Regions from separate parts of the Mus musculus genome. Here region 2 is linked to region 1. Evidence: chromatin loops called from intact Hi-C (ENCODE). Cell type or tissue: heart. All regions are shown on one strand. Links, peaks and the distances in the headings refer to the core of each region. The heading gives the core; the rest is flanking DNA.

What was found. Peaks named below come from ENCODE experiments on the same cell type or tissue, not always from the same donor. Only the 100,000 strongest peaks of a DNase experiment are listed, where the experiment ranks them.
Region 2: it touches region 1 in a loop (2.7-fold over the local background); 4 of 42 quality-filtered maps call a loop at or near these places.

What each region holds. Positions count from the first base shown.
Region 1 is chr6:34,778,709-34,784,556 of GRCm38, forward strand. Agbl3 (ATP/GTP binding protein-like 3) reads left to right here and starts at 1,724. Exons shown (of 20, transcript NM_001289656.1): 1 at 1,724-2,351; 2 at 3,392-3,510; 3 at 4,862-4,922. The coding sequence starts at 3,448. In heart, for the core only: a CTCF peak has its summit at 2,108; DNase peaks (open chromatin) are centred at 1,733 and 2,103; H3K4me3 peaks cover 1,524 bases; H3K27ac peaks cover 1,448 bases.
Region 2 is chr6:34,907,486-34,913,333 of GRCm38, forward strand. Wdr91 (WD repeat domain 91) reads right to left here and starts at 3,346. Exons shown (of 15, transcript NM_001013366.1): 1 at 3,212-3,346; 2 at 1,876-2,055; 3 at 629-836. The coding sequence starts at 3,334. In heart, for the core only: a CTCF peak has its summit at 3,126; a DNase peak (open chromatin) is centred at 3,186; H3K4me3 peaks cover 1,775 bases; H3K27ac peaks cover 1,604 bases.

The sequences.
Region 1 (5,848 bases), core at 558-4,557:
CTTTCACGGTCAATAGTCTCTGATGTAAAACTAACCCGTAAAGGTCAGGTGAGTAATGAATGAATGTGACTTTTCAAAGCTTTGAGAATTTCTAAGTAATTCTCTTATGCACTAATAGCATTCTCTATAAATATTTGTTGACATATGTTAATGTGCATAGTTGGGCTGAATATACATACATACATACATACATACATACATACATGATTTAAGTCCTATCTTTGCCTCTTCCCTATCTGGCTGGGATGTTTCTTGGAGCTCCATCTTGTGAACCTGACAGCCTATAGCCTTTATCCATGAGTAAAGAGAAACAAAACAACAACAACAACAACAACAACAAAAAACAATAGATTCCATATAAAACAAACTGGCTTACCCTATTTACTGTCCAACAGCACAATACCACCAGCGGGGGATGTTTTAAGAAAAGTCTAGCTTGACTGTGATTCTAGTGGTACAAGCCAAGGGAACACATTTGGTGACGGACTTGCAGGCAGAGAGTCCCAAGTGACCAAATGGTACCCCTTAGCAGAAACTGGGAGTGGGTGCCCTCTGTTGTCCTATAGAGCCACTAAGTTTTAATTATGAGAACTCCACGCCGATGGTCTCATTCATCTTACTTACCCCTGAACGGCCCCACATATAAACAGAAGTAGGGTTATGTTTCTGTTCTTACATATCCACAGGAGCAAGTAAATTTCGGTACTGGAGCTTTGAGGATACCCTCAAACCAGAGAGTCTCTGAGCATTGTCTCCGTTAGTGATATACACATGGCATAAAACCAAGCACAACTAACTATGAAGACTAGTTTTCAAACAAGTGTGATCAATGGCACACTTCATTTCCTCAGGCCAATGCCCAAAGAAACAGAAAGTCTCAAGGTCTGACACAAACACATTCCCAGAAAGTTAACAAATCTAGAGATGCTAACCCATTTCCATGCTGAAACTGAAGCGCTTAATGCGAACCATGAGGGCACTGAACACCTCCTCATTCTTTTTGTCTATATGGGTTTTTCTTTTATTAACTTTACTTGGAAAACTGTTCCAACTGTATTATCCACCAAAGTGAAAAGTGACCAACAAATCAGGGTTAAATATACACACACAAACACAGATCCTAAGACTGCTGTGGGGGTCTTATTGACTTAAATAAGGCAAGGTGGGAGATTTGCTTTGTGAAAGTGTTGGCTAACAAAGAATTTCTAAGCTGATGAAATTTTTGAGAATTTACCCTTATACATATAACCATGACTCCTCCAAATCAAGTATTTTAAGTCTCACTTCCAGAATAAGAATGAATTATAATTGTGCAAAATAGAACTCAACCTTTTAACTTCAAATAAATTAGTTCATTTTTATTAATAAGGTTCAGTTCAGAAAATTAACTTGCCCGTGGTCATCAGGTTGTTAAAAGTCAAGGGGGGCTCTAGACACAAGCCTTAAACTGTATGTTCTACTGCCTTCTCAGCGCAGGCACCTAGCAAACAAGTTATAGTCACTCAGAACAAACTGCAGTCGCATCTTCCCCAGTGCTAAACTCTCCCTCCTGCAATGCTCAAACCGGTCCATACCATAAGCCAAGCCAGGAGTTCCCATCATCCCCTAGCATCAATGTCTCCCGCCAAAAACCTCACCACCTTCACAGCTGTCCCTAGGAAGAAATCACTAAAGCTCCCCAAAGTCTCGCGAGAGTACAGCCGTTGCCCTGGCAACAAGCGGCCTGCTCTCTCAGCGACCGCTGAATTTCGATGGCATTTGCTCTGACCCTGTCGTCGCCCGGTGCCTGGGGGACATCCTAAAGTATTCTCCCGGCAGGGGTGGGACGACCGGCGGACTTGAAGAGGCCCAGGGAACGAGGCGGGCGGCGGACGCGCCGCTTAGGCAGCGGGGAGCGGGGGAAATGCGGCCCTCGGCGCGGGACGGCGCGGGGCCCGCGTGAGTGAGGAGGCTCCGCGCGGGTCCCGCCCCGAGAGAAGGCCTGGCGCGGCCGCACGCCCCCCGCTCGCCGCTTCGGGCGCGGACCGGCGTCCGCGGGCTTCCGGCGCCTAGCGCCTGCACGCCTCGTCCGCGCACGTAAGGAGCTGCCGCCGGGCGTCCCGGCGGGTTGTCGTAATTTCGAGCCGTCATCCGGGGCTGAAGCTTCGGTCTCCGCCCCGAGATGTCACCTAGAAACCGCTCTCTCGACTGCAGTTGGCGTTTATGATGAAGCTTCGCGAGGCCTTCCGCGCCGTCCGCGCCCCCGAACGCGCTCGTCTGTAGACGTCAACCGGGGGCTGAGAAGGTGTTTGTCGGCGGTGGTCAAAAGGCTCGCTTTTAGAGAGAACCAAACACCAGTAGTTGTGAAATTGGTAAATTCTTTTGGTGTCCTCCAAAGTGTAAAAGCTTGGCAAGGATGATTTCATTGCAAATAAGAAAAGAGGAAACGTATACCTAAAACTGTATTATCCCCAAAGGCACAATCACTGGCATGTGTAGCAGGAGGAAAATGTCATTTTAGTAAAATGCCAATTTCAGGCTTGCCTAGAAGCAACAGTGGTCATCTCCAGCCGGACCTTCTGGTAGCTATTCCAATACAAATGGTGTCATTGGCTTTAAAAGTTAAATATACAGTAATGATCACGGTTAAAGAGAAACTTAAGTTATACACACTGAAGCTCGGGTCAACTGAAAGTTCAAGAGAAAGGGGAAAGTTTTTACACTATTGCTACATTTTATTGTCTGAATAATTATAACTTTTCTTGTGTACTTTTTAATGCGTGAAGACAATCCCCATTTACTATTGCAGTGTAGTGTTTAGTTATGAATATAAAATGTAAATGGCCTGGCTATATACTGTGGAAGTTTTTCAACTAAATTATTTACGTGATTTGTCTCTCTTGTTTCAACAGATTTTTTAAGTTTTATTTTTGTTCATAAAACATACTGACAGGTTATAAATATATCCCCCTTCATCTCTTCTAAAATTCACACCCCCATTCCATATCCACTCATCATCTTAAATTTTTTATTTAATTAAAATATAATTACATCATTTATCCCCCTTCCAACCCTCTCAGATACATATCCTCTTTTGCTATTTATTATCATTGTGTGTTTAAATAAATATATAAATGCAACTTGCAGAAGCCTATTGAATATTGCTTATGTGTATATTCTTTGTAGGACTGAACATCTGGTATTGGATATCTGTTTAGGAAGCTTGCTTTGTAGTAACGGATAGTTTTGTAAAATCTTTGAATTTGAAATTAATTTCCTGTATCCTTACTAGTTTAGTTTTCAGAGATCTGTCACTCTTAATTAAATACAATTGGACAGGTTTTGTAGTATTCATTTAATACAGAACCTGCACACCTTTGCTTAAAAGAAAAGCTGTTAAAAATCTCCTTAGACATTTTACAGCCTACTCACATAATTAAAGACATTCCGAGGAAGACACTAGAAGAGATGTCAGAAGATTCAGAGGAGGAAGACTACTCAGATAGAAGCATCAGTGATGACGATGACTTGGTATGTCTTTCTTTTTTACTTTGCGTAATTTGAGGTAAAATGTAGTATCAAGCACATATTTCCAATTAAAACATTATAGAATTAATTTGATGTAAAAACAAAACAGATGATGTCTGTTTTTGTCATAGAAGTTAGAAAATAACTGAAAAATGTATTGTGTAATGTGCCCTGTCTAGAAAGAAAGAAAAAGAGTTGATTTTTCTTGACGAGGCTATCAACTTGAGAGTGGGGAGGGGGAATAGGAATTGACAGGAGGAATGGGAAGGGCAAAATGATCTAATTCTATTTTAATTAAAAACATTTTTTAAAATGGGAAAGAAAGGATTTTTCTTGAGAAAATCTTGGGTGAGATTATTCTGGATTCTATTTAAATGTGTGTATATAATGATTAGGATTTTATTTTTACAGTCATATCTACTTCCTTCCTTATGTGCGAAATCTATTGCAACATATTATGCACCATACTCAAATCCCTGGTGTTCCAGCCAAGGTTCTTGGGTTTCACCACAGTACAGTAATGTGACTCCAATACCAGAAGGAAAGGATGTGGGTAGTAGAAAAAGGAGGAGGAGGAGGGGGAAGAGGAAGAGGAGGAGGAAGAGGAGGAGGAGGAGGAGGAGGAGGGAGATAGTGTTTGATATTGTGTCTGTACTTACATCCTGTTCTGTTTTAAAGGAGATTTTTTTTAAGTATAAATTACCATATGTTTAAAGTTCTAAAATCTCTCCAAAAATGATATATAGTTCTCTAAGTCCACAACTTTCTGTGATCTTATTCACCAGTTGTTTCCCCAAGTATTCCAAGAACCTTTAAACTTTCTCCCTTCTCTGTAGTTATTATCATGGCCATACCCTATTGTCTTAGGGTTTTACTGCTGGGAAGACACACCATGACCAAGGCAACTCTTATAAGGACAACATTTAATTGGGGCTGGCTTACAGGTTCAGAGGTTCAGTCCATTATCATCAAGGCAGGAACATGACAGCATCTAGGCTGGCATGGCACAATGCAGGAGATGCTGAGAGTTCTACATCTTGTTCCGTAGGCAAACCAAAGAAGATTGACTTCCAGGCAGCTAGGAAAAGGGTCTTAAAACCCAAGTGACACACTTCCTCCAACAAGGCCACACCTAAAAGTGCCACTCCCAAGCATATTCAAACCACCACACCTGTGGAAAAGGAGGAATAAAAATGCAAATGTTAGGGTTCCCTTGGGGCCAGTAGCCCAAATAATCATGGAATCTTCCATTTACTAAAGATTAAAGACAATCACAAGTAGTAAGGTAGATATTAAATAAAACTCTGGATTTTGTTATTATTGGTTCTTAAATTTTAAAATTCATTTGTTTCAGGATGAGGATTCCTTCATGAAATTTGTAAGTGATGATATTCATCCGTGCACACTACTGGCAGGTTTGCACTCATCTATGTGTGTCCTCCTCCCTGTTTATCATGAAACTTTTTGTGGATAAAGTAGGATAAGAAGAGTGAAGAAGTGCAGATTTAGTAAAATAGGGATTATTCTGGTGGTAGGGAGAAAGAAATATAACTGCTTTGGAATTTCAACTTTTCAGGACAGTTTTAAGTAAACCAGGTTAATATTAGAAAATAATGAATGAAAGTAGTAGTTCCTCTGTGAAGGACTCTTTAACATAAGGAGTTACATTTTTATTTTATTCAAAATACAGGACTGTTTTTAAAGACCTAAAAGCATATGAAATATATATATTTGGTGATTTAGTTTGCATAAATAGCTTTTAATAAGGTTATTTATTTGCAAATATTTGAATATGTAGGGGGCATCTTGATGTATATTAGATTTTTTTAATATATACATTTACAGTTATACTGTCAAATCAAATTCTAAAGTATTTCCAAAGAGCTGAAGAGGTTTGTAGCCCCATAGGAGGAACGACAATATGAAGTAACCAGTACCCCCAGAGCTCCCAGGGACTAAACCACCAACCAAAGAGTACACATGGTAGGACTCATGGCTCCAGCTGCATATGTAGCAGAGGATGGCCTAGTTGGTCATCAGTGGGAGGAGAGGCCCTTGGTCCTGTGAAGGTTCTGTTCCCCAGTATAGGGGAGTGCCAGGGCCAGGAAGCAGGAGTGGGTGGGTTGGTGAGCAGGGGGAGAGGGGAGGGAATAGGGGATTTTCAGAGGGGAAACTAGGAAAGGAGAAAACATTTGAAATGTAAATAAAGAAAATATCTAATAAAAAAGAAAATAAATAAAATATTTCCAGGAAATATTTACATATCTAACCCAGTTCAATATGAATGTTAAAGCCTTTTTACTTGTCTTTGTTACCACCATCCTAAAACAAACTACTTTGA
Region 2 (5,848 bases), core at 825-4,824, 130 kb after region 1:
TCAACACAGCTGCAGTGGCTGGGCCTCCACCACACCCAAATTTATCAGTCCCTCACCAGGCAGCCATATTCTCACATCAGATCCTGGGCCTTCAACAACATAGTTGTAGGCAGTGAATTACAGTGATGTTTTCTCTCCCTCCCACTCTCTCTCAAACACCTGAAAATATATTCCTAAAGCTACTCTATACTCTGGCAAGTGGAGCCACACTGATGTCACCGTCCCAGAAGGTAATCCAAACACAAGCGCCAGCCCCCAAACTGTTTTCATCTGCCGCCAAACCCGAGCAAAAGCAAGCAACAGCACCCCTCCACACCCAGAAACATGCACCATGCCCGGCTGCTCCTAACCCTTGAGCTGCCTGGCTGAGCCGGTACCAGCACCCAGAAGCTGCCAACTTCCCTGTCCACGCATATCAGCTATTACTGTCAGATGCAGAACTAAGAACTATGACTCCCTGGACTCGTGACAAAAATAACCCGCAATTTGTCAAGCCGCTCACATGACACCTGAGAGGGATCTTTGGGTATTTTGTGAAAGAAACGGGTGTCCCATGAGCAGTGACCCCTGACCTCCGTGCCTGGGTCCCTCAGACTACGGACACTGCCACACGCAGCAGAAAGGATATGCATGCACTGAAAGAGGACGCTCAGGAAGTTGTGCAGAGAAATAATGAATGTGTCGGCCCATTGTCGAGAAAAGTAGGTAGCAAAGGTGGGGTTGGTGTCTGGGGACGGCAAGAAGGGCAGGACAAACCAATCCTTCCACTCAGCCTGGTTCTGGAGCTCCGTGGCCTGCTTTGCAAAGAACTCCTGTGCCTTGTCATTTCGGTTTGTCTGCCAAGATACAAAGAAAGTTGCAAGGGAGGAGAAAGACAAGCCCCCGAGTCAGGTAGTCAGGTTCTTCACTGTTGCAGAGCAGCAGCCTTCGCATACCTCCTGTCAGGCCAGTAAAACAGTATCTATATATAAAGAAAATCATCACCTTTTTCTCCTTCCTTCCTTTCTTTCTTTTTTTTTTGTTTTTTGGTTTTTTTTGTTTGTTTTTTGGTTTTTTTTTTTCAAGACAGGATTTCTCTGTGTGGCCCTGACTGTCCTGGAACTCACTCTGTAGACCAGGCTGGCCTCGAACTCAGAAATCTGCCTGTCTCTGCCTCCCAAGTGCTGGGATTAAAGGCATGTGCCACCCCTGCCCGGCCTTTTCTCATTTCAAAGCTGATTTATACTGCAGTTCTGGGGCTGGGGGATAGCTCAGTTGTAGATCATTCATCTGGAATGCACAGAGTCCTAGGTTCAATCCCCAGCACCAGCTAAAACCAGGCACGCGGCACACCTGTCTACCTAGCACTTGAAATACTGAAGCAGGAAGATCAGAAGTTCAAGGTCATCCTCAACACATATCAAGTTAGAGGCCAGCCCAGGACACATGAGACTCAACCAATTTCAAAATCAAAAGTCAACTGAGGTTCTCTTGACAAGTGCCATACTGAAAACAATCCCTAGGTGATGCTCAAATAATCTAAATTAGTGCCCCAAATCAGCTACATTTTGTTTTGCTTTTAGAGACAGGGTTTCTCTGTGCAGCCCTGGCTATCCTAGAATTCACTCTGCAGCAGAGACTGGCCTCAAACTCAGAGATTCACCTACCCCTGCCTCCTGAGTGCTGGGAAAGAAGGGAGAAGTGCACCACCACTGCCAGCTCCAGCTTTGTATATAGTTTATATATAAAATATATATAACGTTTATAGTCCTTAAAATGCCACACAAGTTTACATGCTTAAAACCAAAAGGACATAGAACTGGGGAAAACCAATCAGATGATCTCTACAGATCATAAGACACTGGGGATGGGGAAACAGTCAAAAGCAAGAAGTACCTGGATTGTGTAGACAAGATAAAAGCGGAACAGGCTGGTTTTCAGTTTGTTGATGGTAGGTCGATAGATATCCTCCAAGCGGCTGAAGAGCCTGCGTTCCAGGTAGCTCCAATAATCCCGAAGGGCAGCCAAGTCGTAAACCTGCATCAACTGTTGCAGCTGGTCCACAATCTTGTCCACCTGAGGGGAGACAGACAGAAGGAAATTCTCACCTCACTATACATCGTATAGTTTCATCTTCTTCCTATGGCTCCCAGATGTAAAAACATATAGTCCAGTTGGCAATCTATAAAATCCCCAAGATATGTTAGCATACTAGCTTTCAAGTTATTTTCTCATGCTAGATACAGGACTTGGTGCTCTGGCAAGCTCGGAAATTCCAGAAAGCAAGAGCTTTGGCTCCAGGTGTTGAGTCTCCTTGACCAACTTGGCAATGTCACTTCAACAGCAGTCTTGATTGCCTCACACTGTAAAAATAAGTAAGAGCCAATGAGCCAGAGACAATTGCCAGGGTCCTCGTCCCAGCTCCACAGTTTCTGAATTCCAAGAGACACAGTGATTACTGGCTCCCTGCGGGTCATCAGAGTCCCACCTGAGCCTCAGTGGCTGCTGCCTTCAGTCAAAGACAATCACACCATGACAGTGTTTTGAATACCACTGCTGTCTGGAGTAGGGAAATGCTTTGCTTTGCCACCAAGCAACCAATAAACTCGAAAGGTAGAAACCAATATCCTAACTTCCTTCTGATGCGCCAACAACTAGCTCACCACCTCCCTCAATCCATCTGCCCAAGACCAATTTAACTCTGTACGTGCAAACATACAAATCATAAGCAAAGAAATCCCAAGCGCCTCTCAGTGGAAACTAGTATCAGAGAACTTTGTGCTTCAAAGCAGAAGGGAATCTTCCAATGATTCCCTGATGCCATTCTTACAATCTACCTCCCAGACCTGAACCCAGTCTTCTGGGCGCAGCCCCCTTTGCTCCCGCTTCTTCCATCAAAATTCAGACTTGCGCTCAACCATGGCTCTTAAAGTGTTGTAACCACGCCGGCCAGCCATTGGCTAGCACCTGCTGAGAGGCTGGCATGGAGTGAAGCCCTGTACCGGGAACCAGGGACCTGAGTCCCGATGCTCCTGACTCACTCACTGAGCAACTTCGGGCATGTCACGACCATCTCCGGCCCTCAGTTCCTCCTATGTCAAGCGAGGGCCAGACCGGAGACGCCTTCAGTCCCCTACCATGCAGTGACAGCGCCGCCCTCGCCCCGGAGGGCAGGGTTGGAGCAGGAGGCCCGCCCCCCGAGCCGCCTCCGCCGCCCCTGCCGACCCCTCACCCGGAACCCCTTCTCTTTGTCCGCCTTGATCTCCGCATCCAGCTGCCGCAGTGTGTGCGTGAAGCCACGGAAGAGCAGGTACTCCCGGACCAGCTCGTCTGTGCGCTCCACCGCCTCCGCCATCGCTGCGCGCGCGCGCTGCAAAAGACCCGAGCCGCTCAGGGCGGAGGGGCGGGGCTTGGAGCGACGGGGCGGAGCCTATCTCGGGCGCCTCGTACGTCACGCCACGCCCAACCTACCAACCTTGCGCTCCGCCCCGCCCCGCAGGCGCCCCGCCCATCTCCCCCTGTAGCCCCGCCCCTCCCTACTCTCAGCCAGCTCCCGGGCGTCTCGGCTTGCTGAAGTTTTCTGGTGATACAGAGTGTGTCCTGAGTTGCTAACACTGATGCCTCGATCCAAGTAAAGTAAAGCTGGACCTTGCGAACCTTCCACATATTCACAGGGCGGGGAGGGAGTGATGTTCCCAGCTTATTGGCATGACACTGCAGAATCTTTTGTCCTCTATCCTCCTCTTACAAAAGGAGAAAACTCGAGCCCCAACAGGTAAAGTGGCCAGTGTGAAGTCAACTCATAAAAGTCCAGCTTGGACCTCTTTTCTTTTCTTTTCTTTTCTTTTCTTTTCTTTTCTTTTCTTTTCTTTTCCTTTCCTTTCCTTTCCTTTCCTTTCCTTTCCTTTCTTTTCTTTTCTTTTCTTTTCTTTTCTTTTCTTTTCTTTTCTTTTCCTTCTTTTTTGGCCAGGGCCTCACACACGCTAGGCAAGCACCCTACCGCTGAGCTGCTTTTGGGTTTTGTCACAGTCTCACTAAATTGACCACACAGATCTTGAACTTGCAATAAAAAAAAAATCCCCACCACCAGTCCTGTCTAGCCCTGAGTTCCTGAGTAAGAAGGGTAAACTATACCAACCAAGATGTACCACTTAGAGAAATTTTAAAAAAGGCAAGTTTCAGAAGGGTGTGACCTATGGTCCCAGTTTCTTGTTAGTTTTTTCAATTAATTGTGGTTTTGTGAACAGTTTTTAAACTCAGGAAAATTGTAAAACAACCTATATTTTATTCTCTGAAGGACTTCCAGTTCCTTTTGCCTTCTTTCTTTTTCTTGTTTAGAAAATTATTTGAAGTTTTTACAAGGCATACATACACATTTTGCCTTATTTCTTCATCTTTGAGAGAGCACTGATAATGTCCACCAGGCACAGTCATAATGACGATTTGATAAGATAGTGCATGAAGACCAGGCGTGGTGGTGTATACTCTGGAGACAGAGCTAGGCAGGTCTCTGTGAGTTCAAGGCCAGCCATTCTTAATTAAAAAAAAAAAAAAAAAGCCGGGCATGGTGGTGCACGCCTTTAATCCCAACACTCGGGAGGCAGAGGCAGGCGGATTTCTGAGTTCGAGGCCAGCCTGGTCTACAAAGTGAGTTCCAGGACAGCCAGGACTACACAGAGAAACCCTGTCTCAAAAACACCAAAAAAAAAAAAAAAAAGGCATCAAAAAGATCAAATTATTTATGTGTATACACACACACATACATACACACACACACACACACATACACACATGGGTGTGGGTATCTATGCCCTTGTGGGGGCCCAAAGAGAGTACTGGGTGTCTTTCTCCACTTTTTCCTTTAGAAACAGGGTCTCTCCCTGGAACTGGGGCTCTCATTTTCACGGCTAGGCTGGAGGCCAGCAAGCCTCCACAGTCCCTTATGTCTGCCCGCCTCAGAGCTGAGGTTATGCTTGTTTATAGGGACATCCAGCTTTATACATGGGTGCTAGGGCCCAAACTCTGATCTTCATGATTATGGAGCAAGCAGTCTTAACTACTGTGCCATCTCTCCAGCCTCAAGATTGTATTATATATATAAACATATAAATATATAAAATTATTTATATAGAATGTATAGTACATTGATTTTTATTATATTTATATATAATATAAATACATTTTATATAATATATTATTTATATATAATACATACATATATTATATATTATGCAATATATAATATATTATACAAGGTATAATATATATTTATATAATAGTTAAATATAAATTTTTACTTATATATTGTATAAATATAAAATATATTTTTTACATATTTATATTATATAATGAATGAGAAGCAGTCTCTCTGTGCCCTCTCATACACCCCTTGTTCAATCTGAAATGTCTTCAGGCACTCACATTAGCTGCCTTTTCTCCCTCCAGCGTTTGTTCAGATGTCATGTCTCAGTTTTTGTCTGCTTTCCTAACAAAGTGTCACGAACTGGGTGGCTTTGAAAGGACTTAGTTCTCATAGTTCTGGTGCCCAGAAAGTTAAAAATACAGGCTCGGCTGTAGCACAGATTTTAGGATCAAAGACCGGGTCCGTGTCCCCCCCCCCCCCCGTCCCCCGTCCCCCGTCCCCGGTCCCCCGTCCCCCGTCCCCCCCCCCCCCGCAGCTCTGTTGAGCTAAGTTCCATCCTCTATGGTATAATAATAATAATTAATAAGCAGAGAAAGGAGATTTGTTCAGCGTAGCCATCTTGAAAAGAGGAATGAATTTTTCTAAAGACCCAGTGGCCCACAGATCTGCTCTCTTGACATGAGGTTAAGGTTTAAGTAGACGGCAAGATGTGTGCCTAAGTAAGCA